Linked DNA regions of Homo sapiens: region 2 is linked to region 1. Evidence: read pairs that join two places in POLR2A ChIA-PET (ENCODE). Cell type or tissue: HepG2. All regions are shown on one strand.

Region 1 (5,000 bases):
GTAGCTGGGATTACAGGCATGCACCACCATGCCCAGGCTAATTTTTTTACTTTTAGTAGAGACGGGGGTTTCACCACGTTGGCCACACTGGTCTCGAACTCCTGACCTCAAGTGACCTGCCCACCTCTGCCTCACAAAGTGCTGGGATTACAGGCATGAGCCACTGCACCCGGCCTGATCAGGTGATGGATCTTAAGACTCTCCCATGAGAGGGCTCCCACCCTATACCATGGGGGAAAGAATGTTGATGTCATGAAGCTTCTGTAAAAACCCAAGAGGACATGGATCAGTGAACTTCCGGGTAGCTGAGCTCCTGGAGGTTCCTGGAGGGTGGCGCTTAGGGAGGACATGGAAACTCTGCGCCGCTTCCCTAATATCTCACCCTGTGCATCTCTTCTCGTGTATCCTTTACTATATCCTTAATAATAAACCAGTAAATGTGTTTCCCTGAGTTCTATAAGCCGCTCCAGCAAATTTATTGAACCCATATAGGGGGGTCATGGGAACCCCAACTTGAAGCTGGTCAGTAAGAGGTTCTGGAGGGCCGACCTTGCAACTGGTGTGTGTTAGTGGGGGTTCAGGAGGCAGTCTTAGGGACTGAGTCCTCAGCTTGTGGGATCTGACACCATCTCTGGGCAGACACGGTTGGAACTGAATGAGAAGACCCTCCCTGGTGTCCGTTGCTTGGTGTGTGGGGAAAAAGCCCCATATATTTGGTCACAGAAATCTTCTGTGTTGATGATTGTTGTGGTGTGAGAGTAGAGGAAAAACATGGTTTCAGGAGAGTTTTTCCCTACACAGTTTGATACACTGAACGTCCCTAATTTTGGTGAACACCCTTAAAATTAGTGCTTTTGGGGGAAGAAGGGACTAGATTGATGAGTTTTTCAAGGAATAAAGAGAAGAAAAGAAGCTTAAGAAGCTTTTTCTTGGCCGAGCATGGTGGTCCCATGCCTGTAATCCCATCATTCTGGGAGGCAGAAGGATTCCTTGAGGCTAGGAGTTTGAGACCAGCCTAGCCAACAAAGCGAGACTGCCGCCTGCCTCCAATCTCTACAGCAAAAAAAAAAATTAGTGGGGTATGGTGGCGTGTGCCTGTAGTCCTAGCTAATTGGGAGGTTGCGGTGGGAAGAGTGCTTGAGCCCAGGAGTTTGAGGCTGCAGTGAGCTGTGATTGCATCACTGTATTCCCACCTGGGTGACATGATGAGACCCCCGTCTCAAAAACAAACAGGCTGGGCGTGGCGGCTCACACCTGTAATCTCAGCACTTTGGGAAGCCAAAGCAGGTGGATCACTTGAGGTCAGGGGTTCAAACCAGCCTGGCCAACATGGTAAAACCCCATCCCTACTAAAAATACAAAAATTAGCTGGGTGTGGTGGCACGCACCTGTATTCCTAGCTACTGGGGAGGCTGAGGCATGAGAATGTCTTGAACCTGGGAGACAGAGGTTGCAGTGAGCCGAGATTGCACCATGCACTCCAGCCAGGGCAACAGAGTGATACTCCATCTCAAACAAACAAACAACAACAACAACAAGAATCTTTTATTCATGGAACCCAATAGAAAAGGTGGAGAGACATAAAAAAAAAAATTAAATTCTACAGAGGTATCCACCTATGCCTGTGCCCAGTCTGTCATCCAGCAGTTTGGTTTCAGTGTTTAGTGATTACCTCTGTGTGTCTAAATACTATGTTTACACTGCTTGCTATTTCCTGGTTTATCATCTTTAGACATTATCTCTTGACTTCCTCTTGTGAAAGATAAGGATTTAACTTGCTCACAAAGATAAGGATTTAACTTGCTCACACTCCTGTCCCAGTAAAGCTATATCATTATTTTTAGTTCCTCTACTGGTTTCTAACATTAAGTAATGGACTGGAATCTCTCTTGTTCTAGTGATTTCAAGGAGTATCTTCTTCTCCCTTTATTGAAAGCAAAAAAAAAGCTTGCCTTTCCCTTCAACACAACTGTCCATCTTTTACTTCCCAATTTCCGACATCTGTCATTTCACTTTCACCTCGTCAGGCTGATAAACTTTACATTCTGTTCTGTATCCACAGTTGACTCCACCATGCTTTGCCTGTAGAGCTGGATTCTAAAAGGCGAACATCTCCAGGGGAGGATGGGAGTGGGGATCGAGGTTTGGGGGTTTCTCTGAGAGAGGGCCTGACCTGAAGAGGCCACCTGGACAGGAATAAGGGGCTTTTCCTTAAAGGGTTTTGTTCAAGAACCCAGGAACTGGGTGGGAGCTGAGTCATTATCTGCAGATCAGTGGTCTTCACTGGTCCTTATCTGCCCCCAGGGGCTCAGCTGGCTCTGCTTCCCACTGACATCCCTTGAGAATGATCTCTTTAATAGTAGCCAGCATCTCCTTCAATGTCAGTGCAATCTGGTGACTCCCGTCCATCTCCAAACCTTTGCTCAACCCCTATATTACTTTTCCTATAAGGTTAACCCACACTTCATAACACCCTGTGACTTCAATAAACCCCAGAAAAGGAAGCTGTAACCTGGAACTCATGGGGTGGAATCCCCCTACATTGGTCTTGGAGCTTGAGAGGGTGGAAAGGTACCAGCTTATGACTCCCCATCCACCCACGCAGGATTGGAGCAGTGGCTCTCTAGACATTTGTCCCTCTGACACAGACCTTTCTTTCTTTTTCTTTCTTTCTTTCTTTTTTTTTTTTTTGAGACAGAGTCTTGCTCTGTCACTCAGCTGGAGGGTAGTGGCACCATCTCGGCTCATTGCAACATTCTAGGTTCAAGCAATTCTTCTGCCTCAGCCTCCTGAGAAGCTGGGATTACAGGCACCTGCCACAATGCCCAGCTAATTTTTGTATTTTCTTAGCAGAGATGAGGTTTCACCTTGTTGGTCAGGCTGGTTTCCAACTCCTGAAACCTCAAGTGATCTACCTGCCTCAGCCTCCTTAAGTGTTGGGATTACAGGCGTGAGCCACTGTGCCCGGCCCACAGATCTTTCACTGAACTCTTTTTTTCCACCTCACTTCACCAACTGCCTCTCATACCTACAGAATTTTGGGAGGCCTTTCTCCTGGTATTGGACATGTTTTATGGCAGCTTTTGGCCAGATAATCTTTTAAAGATTGTTTGCTTAGCAGACCTCTTTGGAAGCTAGAGATATGTCTCCCTTCGGGTCAGAGTTCAGTTTTGTTTCCTGACTACTGTTGTTGTAGGAAAAGGGGTCCTTGGGAAGTTTTCATTTTTTAAAGCATCTCTGGAAAAGTTTCTAGTAAAGCCCTGGCTGTTAGAGCCAGGCCAGCAACCTTTGATATGCAAATGCAAGCCATTAGAAACTGGGTCCACCCAAGCATGGAGATTCCCTTGGCCTTCTTACCCTTTTTCGACATGTTTCTGGCAACACGGCCTCCCCAACATATCCCCACGTGTATAGAACACCTTGGTGCCCTATATTTGCATATTAAAAGGCTAGGGTGGGAGGGCCAGCTTTTTCTCGGGCTAGGTGAATGACATGCCTAGTCAAACCAATCCCCTGAGCCCTATGCAAATCAAACACCGCCTCCTCCAGCCACTGCACATATACCTGGCTGGTATCCGTGGCAGGTAGAGACCTCCTCTTTTGGCTTTGGAGCCCCCCTCCCCCTGTCTCTGTATGCGGGAGCTTCTTTCCTTCTGTCGTCTCCCTTCCTTCTTGCCTATTAAACTCTCCACTCCTTAAAACCACTCCACGTGTGTCCATGTAGTTTCATCTAAACCGACATGAGGACCAAGAACTCTGGTGTTCCTCCACTCTTTAGAGCCCTATCACTGTGATAAAGATAGTGTCCCCTGGGCACGGTGGCTCACGCCTGTAATCCCAACACTTTGGGAGGCAGAGGCAGGTGGATCACCTGAGTTCAGCAGCTTGAGACCAACCTGGCCAACATGGTGAAACCCCATCTGTACTAAAAATACAAAAATTAGCCAGGCGGTGGTGAGAGCCTGTAGTCCCAGCTACTGGGGAGGTTAAGGCAGGAGAATGGCGTGAACCCGGGAGGCGGAGCTTGCAGTGAGCCGAGATCTTCCTACTGCACTCCAGCCTGGGCGACAGAGCAAGACTCTGGCTCAAAAAAAAAAAAAAAAAAAAAAAAAAGATAGTGCCTTCCGCTGGGGCAAAGTTGGGGCAGGTGTGCTAGCGGTTCCCTTGGAAAACTGGGGGTTTCATGAACTCAGTGTTCCTCAGGGGCAGTATTCACCTGGCCAGCACTGGTATTGCCCCATGAGGCTTGGGGGCCAGCAGAACTGATGCGAACATTGGGGTCATGCTGCCTGCTGTGCTCTGAGTAGTAAATGACATCTATCTGGGAAAGTGGGGCAAATCAGCGGACCCAGCAGCTGCTATTTGGGGACGGCTTGGCCGCTTGACGTAGACTCTCTGAGGGGCTGCCCACTTTCTTCCCTGGGTCGGGCACATCCTGTATTTTAAAGGTGGGGACACCCTCCACTCTCAGGCCTCTGAAACCCTTAGCTGTTGACACCTCCTTTGCGTTCTCCTCCTTTACGGTCATTTTAATGAGGCATCAGGTGGTGGGAGTGGTAATTATTCATGTGTGTGCCCAGATTACCTAGTTGAAACGGAGCTCGTTTGCATTTCAATATACTAAAGAAACATATCCAGAGAGAACTTTTTGAGATTTTCAGCAGCTTTGTAAACAGAATACAACATTCAATAGTAAGTTGCAAAGCATAACGCATTGTAAAAAGGGACATTTTTGCTGATTCCAGAATTTCTCTCTCCTGCATAGCTTCTCAGATTTACGCCACAGGGATCAGCAGGATCTTTTAAAGATCAGAGGCTGAGTGGTGTTTTTCAGAGGCTGCGAAAAGCAGGGAGCAGGGAGACATGATGTGCTTGCTCCACTGCAAATCTGAGATTGTGACTGCAGATTGGTTTGCAGAACGTCATTCCATGAATTCCCATATGCAGGGGCTGGACAGCAGAAACCTATGAGTACTAGACTCCTTTGCAGTTAGGCTTCC
Region 2 (5,000 bases), 100 kb before region 1:
TACATCAATCTAGCCTAGTTAAAAACTTCAAATACAGGCCAGGCACGGTGGCTCACGCATGTAATCCCAGCACTTTGGGAGGCCAAGGAGGGCGGATCATGAGGTCAGGAGTTCAGGCCAACCTGGCCAACATGGTGAAACCCCATCTCTACTAAAAATACAAAAATTAGCTGGGCATGGGGGTGCATGCCTGTAATCCCAGCTACTCGGGAGGCGGAGACAGGAGAAATGCCTGAACAGGGACCCAGGAAGCAGAGGCTGCAGTGAGCCGAGATCATGCCACTGCACTCCAGCCTTGGCTACAGAGCGAGACTCCATCTCATTAAAAAAAAAAACTTCAAATACAATATCTGATTTATCTTAACATTTGAAGTGTATTCAGTGAAGAATTCCTACGCTAAGATAAGTGAAGGGATTTTCCAACATATCAACTCATCTCAAAGTTCATTTTGGTGGGAATTCTACCAGATAAAGAAGGTGGATAAATAGTTGAGACTTTTTTCAAACATTTTATGTGAATTAATTATCTTTACATGATTGCTTGGTCCAGGCAATGCTTCAGTTTTTGCCACAATTACTAAAACTGATGAGAATGTTATTCTTCTTTATTTTAAAAATGGATAAATAAAAACCAAACATCCATCTGAGTCTACCAACATGACATGCTAATCTTAGAATGGGACATCATGGACTTGGCAAGCTGTGTTTAGATGCTTTCTTTTACATAAAGAATGCTCTGGGTGTTTTTGTTTTTGTTTTTTGTTTTAAAGAAGGTAATAGCTGAAATTTTACTCACTTTATATTGAAGTCTGTGTCTTCGCCCTTTTAAGTGCATCTCCTTAGCATTGGGATCATTAAAGCTGCACTCGCATAATTTACAATGGAACCGAATTACTTTTCCTTCATCATTTCGTACCTTGGTGTGGAAAAAAAATTCAAGAATCATCATAGTTGAAGATTATATCATTCATAAACCCCCACATATTATTTGATGAAGTTGTACACAGTTAGAAAGAAGTGGCAATGTCTATTACATTTTTTTTTTCCCCAGGACAGAGTCTTGCTCTGTCGCCCATGCTGGAGTGCAGTGGTTTGAACTCAGCTCACTACAACCTCAGCCTCCTGGGTTCAAGCGATTCTCCCGCCTCAGCCACCCAAGTAGCTGGGATTAAAGGTATGTAACACCACCACGACCGGCTAATTTGTTTTTTGTATTTTTAGTAGAGACAGGGTTTCACCATGTTGGCCAGGCTGGTCTCAAACTCCTTGTGATCCGCCCACCTTGGCCTCCCAAAGTGCTGGGATTACAGGCATGAGCCACTGCGCCTGGCCTATTACTTTTTAAAAGGATAGAAACTGTAGAAATGGGAATGAAAAGTTGGAATTTTAGCATGCAAGATGTGATAGCATGTGTTTGCTCTTGTATCTTTTTTTTTTTTTTTTTTTTTTTTTTGAGATGGAGTCTTGCTCTGTCGCTCAGGCTGGAGTGCAGTGGTGCGATCTCGGCTCACTGCCAGCTCCGCCTCCTGGGTTCACACCATTCTCCTGCCTCAGCCTTCCGAGTAGCTGGGACTACAGGTGCCCACCACCACGCCCAGCTAATTTTGTATTTTTAGTAGAGATGGGGGTTTCACCGTGTTAGCCAGGATGGTCTTGATCTCCTGACCTCGTGATCCGCCCGCCTCGGCCTCCCAAAGTGCTAGGATTACAGGCGTGAGCCACCATGCCTGGCCACTATCTTTCAATTTAATATTTTTGTATGTATGTAAGCATTTAGATTTAAATGTAGCTAGATGTCTTAAATTTTCTAATAGTTACTGAATAATTGCTGCTGGCCAAGTATTGTTCTTGAAAATGAAGATAACGACGAATAATAGCATTATTTTGGTATACAAAATTTCTCAAAGCTCAAGGTTTTATAATATGTAACTTTATGGAAAATTAAGATGAAATTTTTTCTAACTGAACAGTTATAGGAGGACAAGTAAACTTGAGTCTTACTATGAAGTCTATTATGAATACTGAGTTCAAATTGTCCAAGCTTTAAGATAGGTTCTGAATGTAATTCTCTGAAGTTTAGGATTAAACAGTATCATCAAAAATTGGGTGTTCTGGTTGAGAGCTTTTTTTGAGATAATCAAATCTTACTCCTTTAAGAGATGAAACTTAAAAGTCAGAATTATTTCTGAACTAATTATAAATTCCATAACCCAGCTATCCACCTTGTAAACAAAGAATTCAATACACAATTTTTCTTTTTCTTGTTTTCTTTTCTTTTTTGTGAGACAGAGTCTCACTCTATTGCCCAGGCTGGAGTACAGTTGTGTGATCTCGGCTCACTGCAACCTCCACCTCCCAGGTTCAAGTGATTGTGCCTCAGCGTCCCGAGTAGCTGGGATTACAAGTGTGCGCAACTACTGGCCTTGAACTTCTGGCCTCAAGTGATTCACCCACCTCGGCCTCCCAAAGTGCTGCAATTACAGGCGTGAGCCACTGTGCCTGGCCATCCATAGATAATTTTTCTTGATAGGAAAAATGATGCAAGAACAAATATTTATTTAAAACCTACTAGGCTAGGCGCAGTGTCTCACGCCTGTAATCACAGCACTTTGGAAGGCCGAGGCAGGCAGATCATGAGGTCAGGAGTTCGAGACCAGCCTGGCCAACATAGTGAAACCCCATCTACTAAAAAAAATACAAAAATCAGCTGGGGGTGGTGGCATGCACCTGTAATCCCAGCTACTTGGGAGGCTGAGGCAGAAGAATTGCTTGAACCCAGGAGGCAGAGGTTGCAGTGAGCCAAGACTGTGTCACTACACTCCAGCCTGGGTGGCAGAATAAGACTCTGTCTCAAACAAAAACAAAAACAAAAACAAAAACAAAAACAAAAACTCTCCTAGATGCTAGACACCATGCTAGGTACTTTATTTCATCTACTCTTCACAACTTTGTTAGGGAATATCCCAATTTTATAGATATCGACACTGAAGCTCAAAAAACATATATGCTCTAAAGTCAAAGTAAATAGTAGTCATATGCCACTGTATGTCTTTCTGCTAACAGCAGGTATTTATCCAGTCCCCTCTGATATCCCTTCACTCCTTTATTTTACTGAGTTTACTTTACCTGTAAAACAGCAACAGTCTTCTACTCCACTTGAGAAACCAAATGAATATATTCTGTTAAATCAGCAAACTTAATTTTATCACAAAACTGACTATTCAAAAATAAATATATTGGTTCTCTTTATCAACATTTTTGCTGCTCAGAACTTTTAAAGTTTTATGATAGTTGAAGGATGTATTACAAGAATGCTTGCTAGTAAATAGAAAGTTACTTTGCACACCACAGTGGCAATACACAGGGAAAATAATATAAAAGTTAGCAAAAAAAAAATCATTATGATGTCACTTAGGCAGGCTTAAAGGACATGCTTTCTTATAACAAAGATTCCTTTAATATTCTTTAAGTAAGCTAAATCTAAAATACAATTAAGTATATTTAATTTTACACGTAACATATGCTCGTAATGCACTTCTTCCCTTTATCCAATTTCACAGCAATGGTATTCTCAAATCAATTACCTCTTCCACATAATCATGGCCCACTGGCTGCACATCACTCTGTAAAGCAGCAAGAGATGCAGGTGTGACTGGTTCTGACACTGTGTCTTGCTTTACTTCAGGAATCTGCACAGCAGAAGTGACAGGAGTACTTTTAACACATTCGGTTCCTTTTATGTCTTCTGCTTTATTTCCTGTTGACTGCAGCTTATTACCACCTAGAAAAGTATCAAAAAGTTAAAAAAAATTTTATTTTTGTATAAATATATATACCTGATAAGACGAAAACTTCAGATAAAGTTCTTTTCTGCTAATAGTCAAACTCCTAACTGACATACAACAGATGAGAATTTTGAAGAACTACATAAACTACTTGGCTTTTTTACCCTATTAGTGAAATACGTTTCTGAATTTTTCTCTTTTCCATCTTGGAACACCCAACACCCTCCTCATCCCCCCTCAAAGTGAATAGCAAGTACCTGAAATGGTAAGGACTAAGCCTAATTGATGTTTGTAGCCCTAGTTTCTTGGCAAGTGACTGAAATGAGTAGTATTTGTTCCTTAAAAACTGCTAACTTCCAGTTGGGTGTGATGGCTTATGCCCTATGATCCCAGCACTGTGGGAGGCAGAGGTGGGAGGATCACTTGAGCCCAGGAGTTTGAGCCTAGAAGTTTGAGACCAGCCGGGGGAACATGGCAAAACCTGGTCACTACAAAAATTAGCTGGATGTGATGGTGCATGCCTGCAGTCCTAGCTACTTGTGGGGCTGAGGTGGAAGGACTGCTTGAGCCTAAGAGGTAGAGGCTGCAGTGAGCTGAGATCGCACCACTGCACTCCAGGCCTGGTCAGACCCTGTCTCCCAAAAAAGTTGGGGGTAACATCTAGGTCATGCCCTACAATTTAGAAAAATTAAAAAAAGTTAAGTTCAATGATTAGGTCTCTCTGCAAACTTAGTCCAAACAAAGTTTCCCACCAGGGAAGGAAACAGAACCAATTTAGGTTTTATCACTGTTTATTTCCTTTAACTTATTTACAAAAGATTTTCTATTATTGTTCTAAACTGAAAGTATGAAGAACCTCAGAAACTGATGTAGAAGTGACTATAAATAATAGCTTTCATTTTTATCATCAATTAAACTTAACACTTCAACTAACTGTCCAAGAGAATAGCATGTTAATTGTGAATCTCCTACTTTTAAACTTTTCTTTCAAAAATATTCTTAAGTATCTACAACAATCTGGATACGGCGCTAAGTTCTGGTAATACAGTAAAGAGAAGACAATGTAGCTGCCTTTCAAGTGTCCAATTTATGGGAAGATACAAATAACGATAATACAATGTGATAAGCACTATAAGAAGTATGGACTGAATATTGCGGAAATTTAGAAGGAGCCACCACCCTTTAACATGATCCAGTAAGGAAAGGTTTCACAAA

What was found. ChIA-PET counts read pairs that join two places held together with the same protein. Peaks named below come from ENCODE experiments on the same cell type or tissue, not always from the same donor. Only the 100,000 strongest peaks of a DNase experiment are listed, where the experiment ranks them.
Region 2: POLR2A ChIA-PET joins it to region 1 with 5 read pairs; 4 of 35 experiments call an interaction of 5 or more read pairs at or near these places.

Annotation. Positions count from the first base shown.
Region 1 is chr5:32,496,929-32,501,928 of GRCh38, forward strand. No RefSeq gene overlaps it. Among named protein-coding and RNA genes, the nearest start is that of ZFR, 55 kb to the left of the region's middle. RefSeq lists an enhancer at 4,335-4,981. In HepG2, no CTCF peak of the experiment used is centred here; no DNase peak of the experiment used is centred here.
Region 2 is chr5:32,396,423-32,401,422 of GRCh38, forward strand. ZFR (zinc finger RNA binding protein) reads right to left here. Exons shown (of 20, transcript NM_016107.5): 9 at 3,585-3,781; 10 at 797-916. Among named protein-coding and RNA genes, the nearest start is that of MIR579, 4.4 kb to the left of the region's middle. In HepG2, no CTCF peak of the experiment used is centred here; a DNase peak (open chromatin) is centred at 2,479.